Linked DNA regions of Homo sapiens: all the other regions are linked to region 2. Evidence: chromatin contacts called from ENCODE Hi-C or POLR2A ChIA-PET data. All regions are on one chromosome and are shown on one strand. The core of a region is the stretch at or near the end of the contact, and the rest is flanking DNA. Distances in the headings are between cores, read along the strand shown.

Evidence for each region. Hi-C counts contacts between places; a loop is a spot of excess contacts on that map. ChIA-PET counts read pairs that join two places held with the same protein, here RNA polymerase II (POLR2A). Pooled maps may share reads with other maps.
Region 1: a map with no recorded cell type shows a loop between it and region 2 (2.6-fold over the local background). The contact joins the promoter of GFI1B here to the promoter of GTF3C4 in region 2. A Hi-C loop is called at or near these places in 6 of 37 single-sample maps with no recorded cell type and 7 of 50 pooled maps. POLR2A ChIA-PET finds 5 or more read pairs at or near these places in 2 of 52 experiments (BJ and PC-9).
Region 3: a loop to region 2 is called in a pooled map, with 4 times the contacts of the local background. The contact joins the enhancer-like site here to the promoter of GTF3C4 in region 2. A Hi-C loop is called at or near these places in 2 of 37 single-sample maps with no recorded cell type and 8 of 50 pooled maps.
Region 4: a map of CD8-positive, alpha-beta T cell shows a loop between it and region 2 (11-fold over the local background). The contact joins the enhancer-like site here to the promoter of GTF3C4 in region 2. A Hi-C loop is called at or near these places in 1 of 168 maps with a recorded cell type or tissue (CD8-positive, alpha-beta T cell), 1 of 37 single-sample maps with no recorded cell type and 10 of 50 pooled maps. POLR2A ChIA-PET finds 5 or more read pairs at or near these places in 2 of 52 experiments (PC-9 and common myeloid progenitor, CD34-positive).

Annotation. Positions count from the first base shown.
Region 1 is chr9:132,977,423-132,980,141 of GRCh38, forward strand. GFI1B (growth factor independent 1B transcriptional repressor) reads left to right here and starts at 1,272. Exons shown (of 7, transcript NM_001377304.1): 1 at 1,272-1,419.
Region 2 is chr9:132,669,131-132,671,875 of GRCh38, forward strand. It overlaps GTF3C4 (general transcription factor IIIC subunit 4), which reads left to right and starts at 1,334. Exons shown (of 5, transcript NM_012204.4): 1 at 1,334-1,825. The coding sequence starts at 1,469. It overlaps DDX31 (DEAD-box helicase 31), which reads right to left and starts at 853. Exons shown (of 20, transcript NM_022779.9): 1 at 730-853. The coding sequence starts at 804. RefSeq lists enhancers at 710-1,577, 1,263-1,342 and silencers at 923-1,072, 1,493-1,622.
Region 3 is chr9:133,143,019-133,145,718 of GRCh38, forward strand. It overlaps a transcript of RALGDS not described here. Among named protein-coding and RNA genes, the nearest start is that of GBGT1, 20 kb to the right of the region's middle. RefSeq lists enhancers at 70-199, 250-339, 792-1,351 and silencers at 1,498-1,597, 1,628-1,747. Within about 2 kb of position 1,438, at least 27 of the 41 ENCODE cell types and tissues checked have a DNase peak (open chromatin) inside an H3K27ac peak, as active enhancers do.
Region 4 is chr9:132,241,006-132,243,705 of GRCh38, forward strand. NTNG2 (netrin G2) reads left to right here. Exons shown (of 8, transcript NM_032536.4): 7 at 1-39; 8 at 871-2,700. The coding sequence ends at 1,106. Among named protein-coding and RNA genes, the nearest start is that of NTNG2, 80 kb to the left of the region's middle. RefSeq lists silencers at 25-514, 665-714, 1,185-1,254. Within about 2 kb of position 1,411, at least 15 of the 41 ENCODE cell types and tissues checked have a DNase peak (open chromatin) inside an H3K27ac peak, as active enhancers do.

The DNA.
Region 1 (2,719 bases), core at 22-2,521, 310 kb after region 2:
CAGCAGAAAGACCTCGCCTGAAACACCCCTTTTTCTTCATTTTGAACCTTGGACTTGCAGTTTAAATTGGGGCTTCCTGTCACCAGACTTGTTTTCTTTATGAGGGAAACATAATATCTCCAGCACCCGGGCTGGAAGAGCAGACAAAGCAGCCTAACAGTGCTCTGTTTGTGGCGTTCTCATCTTATGCAAAACCTCCTGAAATAAATCAGTCATCCTGCAAGCGGGAGGAGGCGGGGGCCAGAGGAGGAGGGAGAAGGTGGGGAGCCAGGGGATGGGACGCCCTGCCAAATGGGAAGAAATGCCCCAGCCAGCTCAGCCAAGCTTTACCGCCCTCACTCCCCCCAGCATCAATGGGACACCCCAGAGGCCCCCACTGGCCTCCCCATCACTTTGTCTGCCACCAGAGGGCAGCACACACGGGCTCTGGCACCTGGCCTTCAATCTGTATGGCAGCTTCAGCAGGCCGAGCGTCTCCTGGCCTCCGAACTCACTGCCACACCTCCAGGGTGCCTCTACCCGCTCAAAGGTCATATCTGGGGGAAATGCAAATTTGATGTCTCTTCTGAGATATGACCTCTGCAAGGACAAGAGGGGCCTCTATGCATGTGGCCGGCTCGGGTACTAGGGGCATTGCACCAGCCTGGCTCTCACAAGCCTCAGGGTGCTGAACTTGGGGAGGGAGGGAGGGGAGGAGGCAGCGAGGAGGGAGGCAGGGAAAAAAGGAGGGAGGAAAGGAGGGAAGAGAGAGAGAGGAGAGGAGGAGAAGGAGGGAGGGAGGGAAGGAAAGAAGGAGGGAGGAAGAAGGAAAATAAGGAAGGGAAGGAAGGAGGCAGGGAGGGAGGAAGAAAGAAAGGAGGAAGAGAAGGAAGGAAAAAGGAGGGAAGGAGGGAAGGAAGAAAAAAGGCAAGAGAAAAGAAAGAAGAAAAAAACCAAAGAGCAATGACTTCCCTATGCAAAATCGAGTTTTATAAGTTAGAGCTTTTTCTAACTTTAATTTTTAAAATTTAATAATTTAGCCATCACTTTCTTTTTGTGCAGATGTTATTCAAAATTTCCAGCGAAATTCTGAATTTCTCTGCAGAGAGAAAGCGTGCCGCTCCAAGTGTCGAGGGTTAGAAATGAGAATTCGAAGTCTTGTGTCCTGGAAAGTTTTGATAAGCAAATACGGCTGAGCTCCCGCGCTCTCTTCATTGGCTGCTTGTTCACCGCCAGATTTTGACACAAATAATCAGATTGAAAATCAGGGAGGGGAACAGAAGAGGAAAAACACACAGAGAGACAGAGCAAAAAGGAGAAGTATCTATTTGTGCAAAGAGTCACACAGTTGACAGAGTGGAGGCCAGTCCCGAGAGAGGCTTTGCAGTTCCCACCTCGGGAAGCTCCGGCAGAACCCAGGCGAGGGACAGCTCCGGACAGGTGAGTGCTGGAGGATGCGTTTCTACGCTTTTGTTTTGAAATGTGCCTGTGCGCCGCAGGTGGCTTCACAGCAGGCTCCCTGGCTCCTCCTGCGGTCCTAGGAAAGGTGAGGTGGGCTGGAAAAGCTCTGGAAGGCAAGGAGCCAAGGGAGAAACAGGGTGAGGACGTAGCCTCGTCTGAGCCACTGTGCTAGGAATTGCGCCTTTGCCGGCTGCGCAGAAACACTTTTCAAAATTTGATTTTAGGCTGACAGACGTCACCTTCGGGCACAAAGTCATACCCACAACCCAGCTGTCCTGGGGACCTGGGCAGTGCTCAGGGAGACACACTTCCAAGTGCCTGAGTTGTGTTCCCCCTCGGAGACAGTCCCAGACTTTAGGGACTTGACTAAAGTTCCTGGGACACTTTTTTTTTTTTTTTTTTTTTTTTTTTTGAGACAGAGTGAGACTCTGGAGCGCAGTGGTGCGATTGCACTGAAACCTCTGCCTCCCGAATTCAAGCGATTCTCCTGCCTCAGCCTCCCAAGTAGCTGGGATTACAGGCGCGTGTTACCACGCCTGGCTAATTTTTGTATTTTTAGTAGAGACGGGTTTCACCATGTTGGCCAGGCTGGTCTCGAACTCTTGACCTCAAACGATCCACCTGCCTCAGCCTCCCAAAGTGTTGGGATTACAGGCATTAGCCACTGCGCCCAGCCAAATTCCCAGGACACTTTGAGAGTCAGGCGCTCTCCCCTCCAGAGCCTACTAAGGGGAGATGACAGGGCTGCCCTCTCCCACACACTGCCCAGGCTCCAGGAACAATAGGACCGACCATGGAGAGGTACTGTTTCAGCTCGCCTTTCCCTGTGGCTGTTGTTAGCCCTTTCCACCTATTTTTGGAGAAAAAAAACCAAGTTTAAGTGTTGAGGCATCTGAGGAGACATGCTCACTCTAAAACAGGACTTGTGAAGAGGAGGTCTGCAGAATCGCCGTGGGTATGTGCCCGTGTACATTTTTCCGGGGAGAAAGTCCAGAGCTTTCACGAGTTCTTAGGGAGTAAATTCGATTACAATCTGTGGGCATGAGTCTGGTAGATATTAGAAGCCAGCTGAGCTGCACCTGACCGCCTGGACGCGCCTGCATGTTTCTTAGTAGGCAACAGGCAGAATATTTCTTCCAAGTCTAGCAAAGTGTCAAGTTTCTTGTCCTCGGAAGTATTGCAGAAGGAATTCTTTGGACAAGAAAATGCGTAATTCCCCTTGCTCTTTCTGTCAGAGTTTGGTCTTCCTGAAGAGAGTTCTTGGGGAACATTGGAGAGC
Region 2 (2,745 bases), core at 84-2,583:
GTTTCCTATTCAGATCTTTGAAAGGTGGTAGACTCTTAATCTCTTTAGGATTGGGAGGGCCTGGAAGAAAAAGATCTAGCTATGTTAATAGAGATTCTTTGCAGATGCAAATGTCCACCCCGCCCGCCCCCCCCAAAGAACAGCTTTGCAAAGCCATTTCAAAATGTGGCAAAGAAACATGTTTAGGGGTAATATTTTAACTTTCTTCTTTGTCACATAATGTTAGGCCAGAGCCAGTTTGGAAAGTAAGTCACGATATATAGGGTTAAATGAAAGCCATCTGATGAGAATTTATGGTTTGTAGGGCATGACTCTTCCCAGACAGGAATGTGGGCAAGATAAAAAAAAAAATCAGAGCTTAGTCCGCACTCAGTCGAGGAAACTGGCTTAGAGAAGTTAAGCTTTGGCCTGGGACTTGCGCCGGAACTTCAGGTCCTACCTTCCACGGGAAACAGCCTCTAATTCCTTCCTTTACTTTTCTAGGCGCAGGAGCCAGCTCCCCGCCCCTCCACACCGCTCCACTCCCCGCTTCCAGGCGCATCCCTGCGGGTGGTGTTCCGGTTAGAGACACGTGTTTCGGCGCAACTTGTCCCGAAGCTGCCCGGTGTCTTTCTCCCGCTTAACTCCGTGAATGACTCGAAACCCGACTCCAAGGCACGGCTGCAGCTCGCGGCGCGCCCACAGCCGGGCCGCGGGTGGGGACGGAGCTGAAGCCGGGTCAGAACTCACCCGACTCGCCTGGGCTGGGGGACGTCTGGAGAACGTCCTGGGGTTGTCGAAGAGCGAACCGTCGGCGGCTGCCATGGTCTGCGTGGGTGACGCGTGGTGCAGCAGCGAGCCCGGTGCGCAGACTGCTGGGCCCGGGACCCCACGTGGGACGCGCGAGGACCCTGCGCCACCGCCCCTTCCGGGTCCGGAACGGCTCCAGCTGTACGGACTCGTCCCGAGGGGAGCCGGGGACGGCGGCACCGGGCGGGTAGGGACAAGACTACCGCGCGTGCCCCCGCCTGGTGGCAGCCCCTCTCTGCGTCCCTCGCGGCCTGGCAAAATTACATTCGGCCGAGAGTTCACGCTGGGGAAGCTCTCTGAATGCCTCTGAGAAGCGAGATCCGGCGCCATCTCACCGACGAGCCTCCCCTTTACCGCCCCGTGCGTTTCCTCAGCACTTTAGGAACTAAAGCCTGTCTGGGTAGCTCCCTAACAGGCTCTGGAGCTCAATCCCTGGGCAGGGAAAAGGGGGTCCTCGGGGCTCCCCGCTCGCTGTCCTTTTTCTGGACAGGCAGTTCCTTGGCCACCTGGTAGGGCCGCGTTGCCTGGCAACGGCGGGGTCCTTCTTGGCTCGGCGGCGCTCGGGGCCTGAGGGGAGAAAACCGCCGCGGAGGGCGCTGGGGGTGGCGGCGGCGGTCCGGGAGGTGGTCGCGCGACTGCGTGGAGCGCCAGGGCGTCCGACCTCTGCACCTGAGAGAAGATGAACACGGCCGACCAGGCCCGGGTGGGGCCCGCGGACGACGGGCCTGCGCCGTCTGGGGAGGAGGAGGGAGAGGGGGGCGGCGAGGCGGGCGGGAAGGAGCCAGCAGCGGACGCGGCCCCGGGGCCCAGCGCTGCATTCCGCCTCATGGTGACTCGGCGGGAGCCGGCCGTGAAGCTGCAGTATGCGGTGAGCGGCCTGGAACCGCTGGCTTGGTCCGAGGACCACCGCGTGTCTGTGTCCACGGCCCGCAGCATCGCTGTGCTGGAGCTCATCTGCGACGTGCACAACCCGGGCCAGGACCTGGTTATCCACCGCACCTCGGTGCCCGCACCGCTCAACAGCTGTCTCCTCAAAGTAAGTCATCCCCCGCCATCCCTGGGGTCTTCCCCTGTCCCCCTCTCGCGGCCGCATCATCCGTCCCAGGGGAATCCGATCCCACACTCTGTCCGGGGATTTCCCTCTTCGCACCGAGCGCTGGGGATTTATTAAGCAGCCAGGGTTACCACAGCTTAAAAAAAAAAAAAGAAAAGCTCTGCAGCTGTCTGCACCCTGTTTCCCCAGGTCACCCGCCGCCGCAAACACAGGTACACACCCAGGGGGCTTCCCGGAGTTGAGTCCCAGGAACCCCTCCTTCGCCCCTCCGTCGGGCCCGCACATGGAGCGGGTTACTCGATGGTGCTTTCTGAGACTCCACCCCCTGTAGATCCAACCCGGGGCCTGCCTCTGTCGTTGCTGCTATTGTTTGGGGCCGACTTTCCGAGGTTCTTGGCTGGCTTTGTCTACTGTGTGTGTCCTCCTCTCGCGCCTCTTTAGCTTCAGAAAAGAAAAACTGGTCCCATCCATTGTCTTAATTGTTTCAGTGACTTTATTATGAATGGTCCTCGCCTCTCCTTGGGCAAACGGGTAAATACTGGATCTCGGGGTTTGTACTTTAGTTTTTCTTTACTAGCTAAACATCTTTGGGATGTTGAATGAAAATAAAGATTCGAAACAACTACCTATCTTAAACTTCAAGCGCAAGGTCAAGTAGTAAGCCATAGCGTTCCTTTTAGTTGCTTAGAGGTGTAAAAACTTTCCATATATCCTTGATAGAGGTGTACGCTTACATGTGAACTGTCAGTGTATATTCATACATTCAATAGATATTTGAATACCATTCTGCTTGGTGCTGCCCCATGTTCTGGAAATAAAGCAGTGTACAAAACAGAACCCCTGCCCTCATGAAGCTTACATTCTTTGGCAAGTCAAGCACAAATGATAAGGTCCTGTCAGGT
Region 3 (2,700 bases), core at 188-2,687, 470 kb after region 2:
GGCACTTATCTTGCAGAGTGCTGAGCAGATACAAGGGACACTTTAGCACAAGGCCTACAGGCTGGCTGTCATCACCAGGCACCTCTGCAGCAGGGGACAGAGGGAAGGACTCTGTGGAGAATAGTCCTGTGGCTAGCGTGCAATGGTGACTGACCACGCCACTGATGGCAGAGTGGCCACTGAATCCAGGTCCCCAGGCTCGCAGCCCATGCCTTCTCCACAAGATCTGTCTGCCCCATACCCCTGAGCCTTCCACAGAAGCCAGGGTGCTTCCCACAGGCCAGGCACCCAGCGCCAGCCAGGTGTACAGAGGCCAGTATCTGCTGTGTGAATCAATCGCTGAACCAACTGTCAAGGACCAGCAGCCTCAGGGGCGGGCCTGGTAGCTCGGTGAGCGAGGAGGTGGTGGGAGGGCCTTGTGCGGGTAGGGAGGTGACAGTAAGAAATGGCCTCTTGCTGGATGCAGTGTCTCAAGCCTTTAATCCTAGCAGTTTGGGAGGCCGAGGCGGGGGGAATCCCTTGAGCCCAGGTGTTTGAGACCAGCCTGGGCAACATGGTGAAACTGTTTCTACAAAAAAAATCCAAAAATTAGCTGGGAGTGTTGGCGTGCACCTGCCGCCCCAGCTACTCTGGAGGTCTGAGCCCAGGAGGTCGAGGACGCAGTGAGCCGTGATCTGGCCCCTGCACTGCAGCCTGGGCCACAGAGCAAGACCCTGTCTCAATAATAATAATAATAATAATAATAATAATAATAACAACAACAACAACAATAATAATAATAATAATAATAATAATAATAATAAAATAAAGGAATGGCTTCCACTCATTCCACTCCTGGGCCAGCGGCCCGCTGTGCACTCCGCTCCCTTTCGCTGATGCCATGTGAGCAGCTCCATGGCGGGGACCTGACCCCTGCTCCTCAGCCCCACACTGCCTCGCCCCTTTGTATATCAAAGGCGCCTCTGAGGGGCTGTGCTGACCCCCACCAGGAGCAGCAGGACCACCTCAGGCATCCCAGCTCCCCTGAGGCAGGGTCTGGGGCTGGGGTTGGGGGGAAGGACCCCTCAAGTCTCTATCTGCACAGACAGCCCACCCGTGCCCAGGGCTGCCTTCCGAGCACCCGCAGACCTGGGCCTGCAGTAACAGGAGAGCTATCTGCAAACCGCAGTGTCATCAGCCGCACGGCCTCTGGAGAGGCCTGAGAAAGGCCGGCTCAGCTTGCAGGCGAGGAACCAAACGAAAGGCAAACTCCTGGCCCCTGCAGCCTCGCAGGTCCCCTATCCCTCCTCCCTGCCTTCCTTTCCGCCCCGCTGACACCACGGTCTGCAAACCATGGTCCTCCTCGCCACCCCTGTCACCTCCTCCTCCGCCCCCCGCCGGCCTCCGACGCAAAGTCGCCACCCAGTCACCCCGCCTCGGCCCCGCCTGGTTTGATTTCCTCCCGTGTGTGTCACCCATGAGGTGGCCGTGCCCCTGGCCTGTTTACAGCTGTGCGCAAGCTCCTCGCGACCCGAAAGCGAGACCTTTGTCTGCGGCAGCTCCGCGCCGGGCTGGGCGGCCGCACGGGAGGGCACAGCGCCACCTGCTGGTGCTGCCGCCAGAGCGCGCCAAGCTGAGGAGCAGGCGGGCTCCGCTCACGCCCCCACACCCCCTGGCTGGGGGCTGGGTTCCTGCGATGTCTTCCGACTCCCCGCTGCTCCCCTAGTCCCCGTAGGCACGCGGGTACCCGGCCTTTGGGAGGGGGATCATTCCCAATACTCCTGTTACGGGTTGAACTGTGTCCCTGAACAAAAAGATCTCTGGTACCCGTGAATGAGATCTTATTTGGAAATAGGGTCTGTGCGGATAGAATCCGGATGAGGTCATACTGGATTAGGGTGGGCCTTAATCCAATGACTGCTATCCTTATGATAACAGGGAAAATTGGACAGACACGCACAGGCGGACAGACACGAACTGATGAAGGCACAGTTTGCAGTCACACGTCTACAAAACCAGGAACGAATGCCAAGGAAACTGGCAGCCACCAGAGGTTGGAAGATGCAAGGAAGTATCCTCTCCTAGAACCTTCAGAGACAGCATGGCCTTGCTGACCCCTGGATTTTGGACTTCTGGCCTTTAGAACTGTGAGAGAATACATTTCTGTTGTGTTGAGCCACCCAGCACTTTGTGACAGCAGCCCAGGAAGCTGACCCGATAGACACTGGTCCCAGTCATCACCCTCTGTGCCATCACCACACCTCCCCTCCACGAATCAACCACGACCACAGGACACCTCCTTCTGGAATCTCTCTGTGCCCACGCACTCCCCAGATGAGCACTTCCCCTTCCCCTGGCAACTCCCCGGATTCTTGTTACCCCCACCCCCCGCCCCGGCATGGCCTGGGCCCAGGAGACAGATACGAAATGAATGAGTGAATATCCACCTTTGCTACTTCGTCATATTCAGATGTTCGTAAAAATCTGTATGTTCGTCATATTCAGATGTTCGTAAAAATCAAGTGGCAGCAGTGCTGGGGGTTAAGGAAATGGGGAGAGTGATGGCAGATGTGTGAGGGGAGACAAGGGGCACTTCCAGGTACTCACAGCCACCCTGGGAGCTGGGACAGCCAACCAGTGTGTTCTCATGCTCCCAGCCCCTGAGGCTCAGAGAGGGGAAGCCATCTGGGTCACCAAGCTCCTGCCTCTTGCCAGTTCTGT
Region 4 (2,700 bases), core at 161-2,660, 430 kb before region 2:
ACTGCCTCCCCACGCACTACTGGCGCCAGGGCTGCTACCGTGAGTGCGCGCCGTCCCCCGTGGGCGGGGCCTGCGGAAAGGGGACGGGGCAGGACCGAGGCAGTGGGCGGGGCCTAGTGGGACGGGGCAGGGGCGGTGGACTGGGCCTAGCAAGACGGGGCAGGGCCGGGGAAGTGGGTGGGGCCTAGTGGGACGGGGAAGAGGCGGTGGGCGGGGCCTCGCGAGACGGGGCAGGGCCGGGGCAGTGGGTGGGGCCTAGTGAGAGCGGGGCAGGGTTGGGATAGTTGGCAGGGGCCTGGTGAGATGGGGCCGACCCGGGGGCGGTGGACGGGGCCTAGCGAGACGGAGCTGGCAGGTGGGCGGGGACAGGATGCTGCTGAGGTCCGGGGCCGGGCCGAGGGGCGGGTCCAAGAGCTCGGGGCGGGGCCTGATGCGACCTGAGGCACGGTGGTGCCTGGTGGGAACTACGAGAAAGACCGAGCTGGGGTTGGTTGGAAAGGTATTTGCGGGGACAGAGGGAGGGAGGCTGTCCAAGTCGGCGTTAGCCGCGGGCACAGGGTGAAAGGAGGCTCCAGGCGCGTGGAACAGCACGTGCACAGCTCTGGAGACTGCAGGCGCGTCTGAAGAACAGCACCGAGGCCAGTGGGGCGGGGAGAGAGGGGCAGCGGTGGGAGGCAGCCGGGGGCCAGATCTCGCCCGGGCGCCGTCACCCTCCGAGGGGGGACGTTTCGCACCCAGCGCGCCTGGAGCCTCCTACATCCCCGGCCCAGACGGCGCCCCCGGGATCTCGCACACCCTGCTTCGCAGGAGCTCGGAGGTTGGCGGGGGGACCGGGCCACCCCCCGTGCTGACCGCCCCCTCCGCCTGCAGCCAACGTGTGCGACGACGACCAGCTGCTGTGCCAGAACGGAGGCACCTGCCTGCAGAACCAGCGCTGCGCCTGCCCGCGCGGCTACACCGGCGTGCGCTGCGAGCAGCCCCGCTGCGACCCCGCCGACGATGACGGCGGTCTGGACTGCGACCGCGCGCCCGGGGCCGCCCCGCGCCCCGCCACCCTGCTCGGCTGCCTGCTGCTGCTGGGGCTGGCCGCCCGCCTGGGCCGCTGAGCCCCGCCCGGAGGACGCTCCCCGCACCCGGAGGCCGGGGGTCCCGGGGTCCCGGGGCGGGGCCGGCGTCCGAGGCCGGGCGGTGAGAAGGGTGCGGCCCGAGGTGCTCCCAGGTGCTACTCAGCAGGGCCCCCCGCCCGGCCCGCGCTCCCGCCCGCACTGCCCTCCCCCCGCAGCAGGGGCGCCTTGGGACTCCGGTCCCCGCGCCTGCGATTTGGTTTCGTTTTTCTTTTGTATTATCCGCCGCCCAGTTCCTTTTTTGTCTTTCTCTCTCTCTCTTTTTTTTTTTTTTTTTCTGGCGGTGAGCCAGAGGGTCGGGAGAAACGCTGCTCGCCCCACACCCCGTCCTGCCTCCCACCACACTTACACACACGGGACTGTGGCCGACACCCCCTGGCCTGTGCCAGGCTCACGGGCGGCGGCGGACCCCGACCTCCAGTTGCCTACAATTCCAGTCGCTGACTTGGTCCTGTTTTCTATTCTTTATTTTTCCTGCAACCCACCAGACCCCAGGCCTCACCGGAGGCCCGGTGACCACGGAACTCACCGTCTGGGGGAGGAGGAGAGAAGGAAGGGGTGGGGGGCCTGGAAACTTCGTTCTGTAGAGAACTATTTTTGTTTGTATTCACTGTCCCCTGCAAGGGGGACGGGGCGGGAGCACTGGTCACCGCGGGGGCCGATGGTGGAGAATCCGAGGAGTAAAGAGTTTGCTCACTGCTGCCTCCACGGCCTGTTTTCTTTCTGTGTTGGGGACGGTGGGCAGGTGTGGGGCTTACAGAGGAATCCACAACACAGCCTTAAAGAAACGGTTTCCCTACTGGGGCCACCATTTCCCTGGGCCTTTCTGTGGATTCCAGCAGGCAGTGCCCCCTCCCCGCAGGCTTGGCTGGCAGAGTTTTCCACCCCGCGGCCAGGCTGCAGGTGCCCCACCTGTTAGGAGCCTCCCCACACTGAAAGGCTGCCTCCCTCCTTTCCCAAAAAAGAAATCCGGAGTGTATTGGCCCTTTTCTACAGAAGTCCAAGGGAAATGACTCAGGGAGAATCCTAGCAGAGGTTGAATCCAATGCTCTGATTTATACTGTGTCTCGGTGGCCACCTCCGATGGATGTGTCATCTCAGACCTGTTGCAGCCGGAGCCTCAAGTCCAATATCAGATGAAGCTGAACCCACAATTCGGCCACCGCCTCCTTCCAGAGTTTCAGATGGCCAGGTGGGCAGAGGCGGGCAGTGCAGAGACCCCAGACGTGCCGGCCCTGTCCTCCCTACCTTCTCAAGATTAGGAAGGGGTGCTGGAGGGGACAGGGGCAGCTTGGGAGTGGTGAGGAAGCTCCTAGATTCGGGGCTCATCCCCTGGGGCCTCTGATTCAGAGGATCCAGCAGTTCTCCCATCTCCGCTTGGTGTCTCCAGCCCTGGGGCCACACTTCCCCCTCGGTCCAGCCTCCTGTCCACCTATGTTTATTTCAGAGCAGTGCCGGGGGTCCGGTCCTGGTTGCTAACTGCTGCCACTGCTCCACCTGCAGGTGCTCCCAGCACTGGCTTCTGCCACCACACCTGTTCTTTCCCAGCTGCGAGGTTTAGACCTGGGTCCTTCCC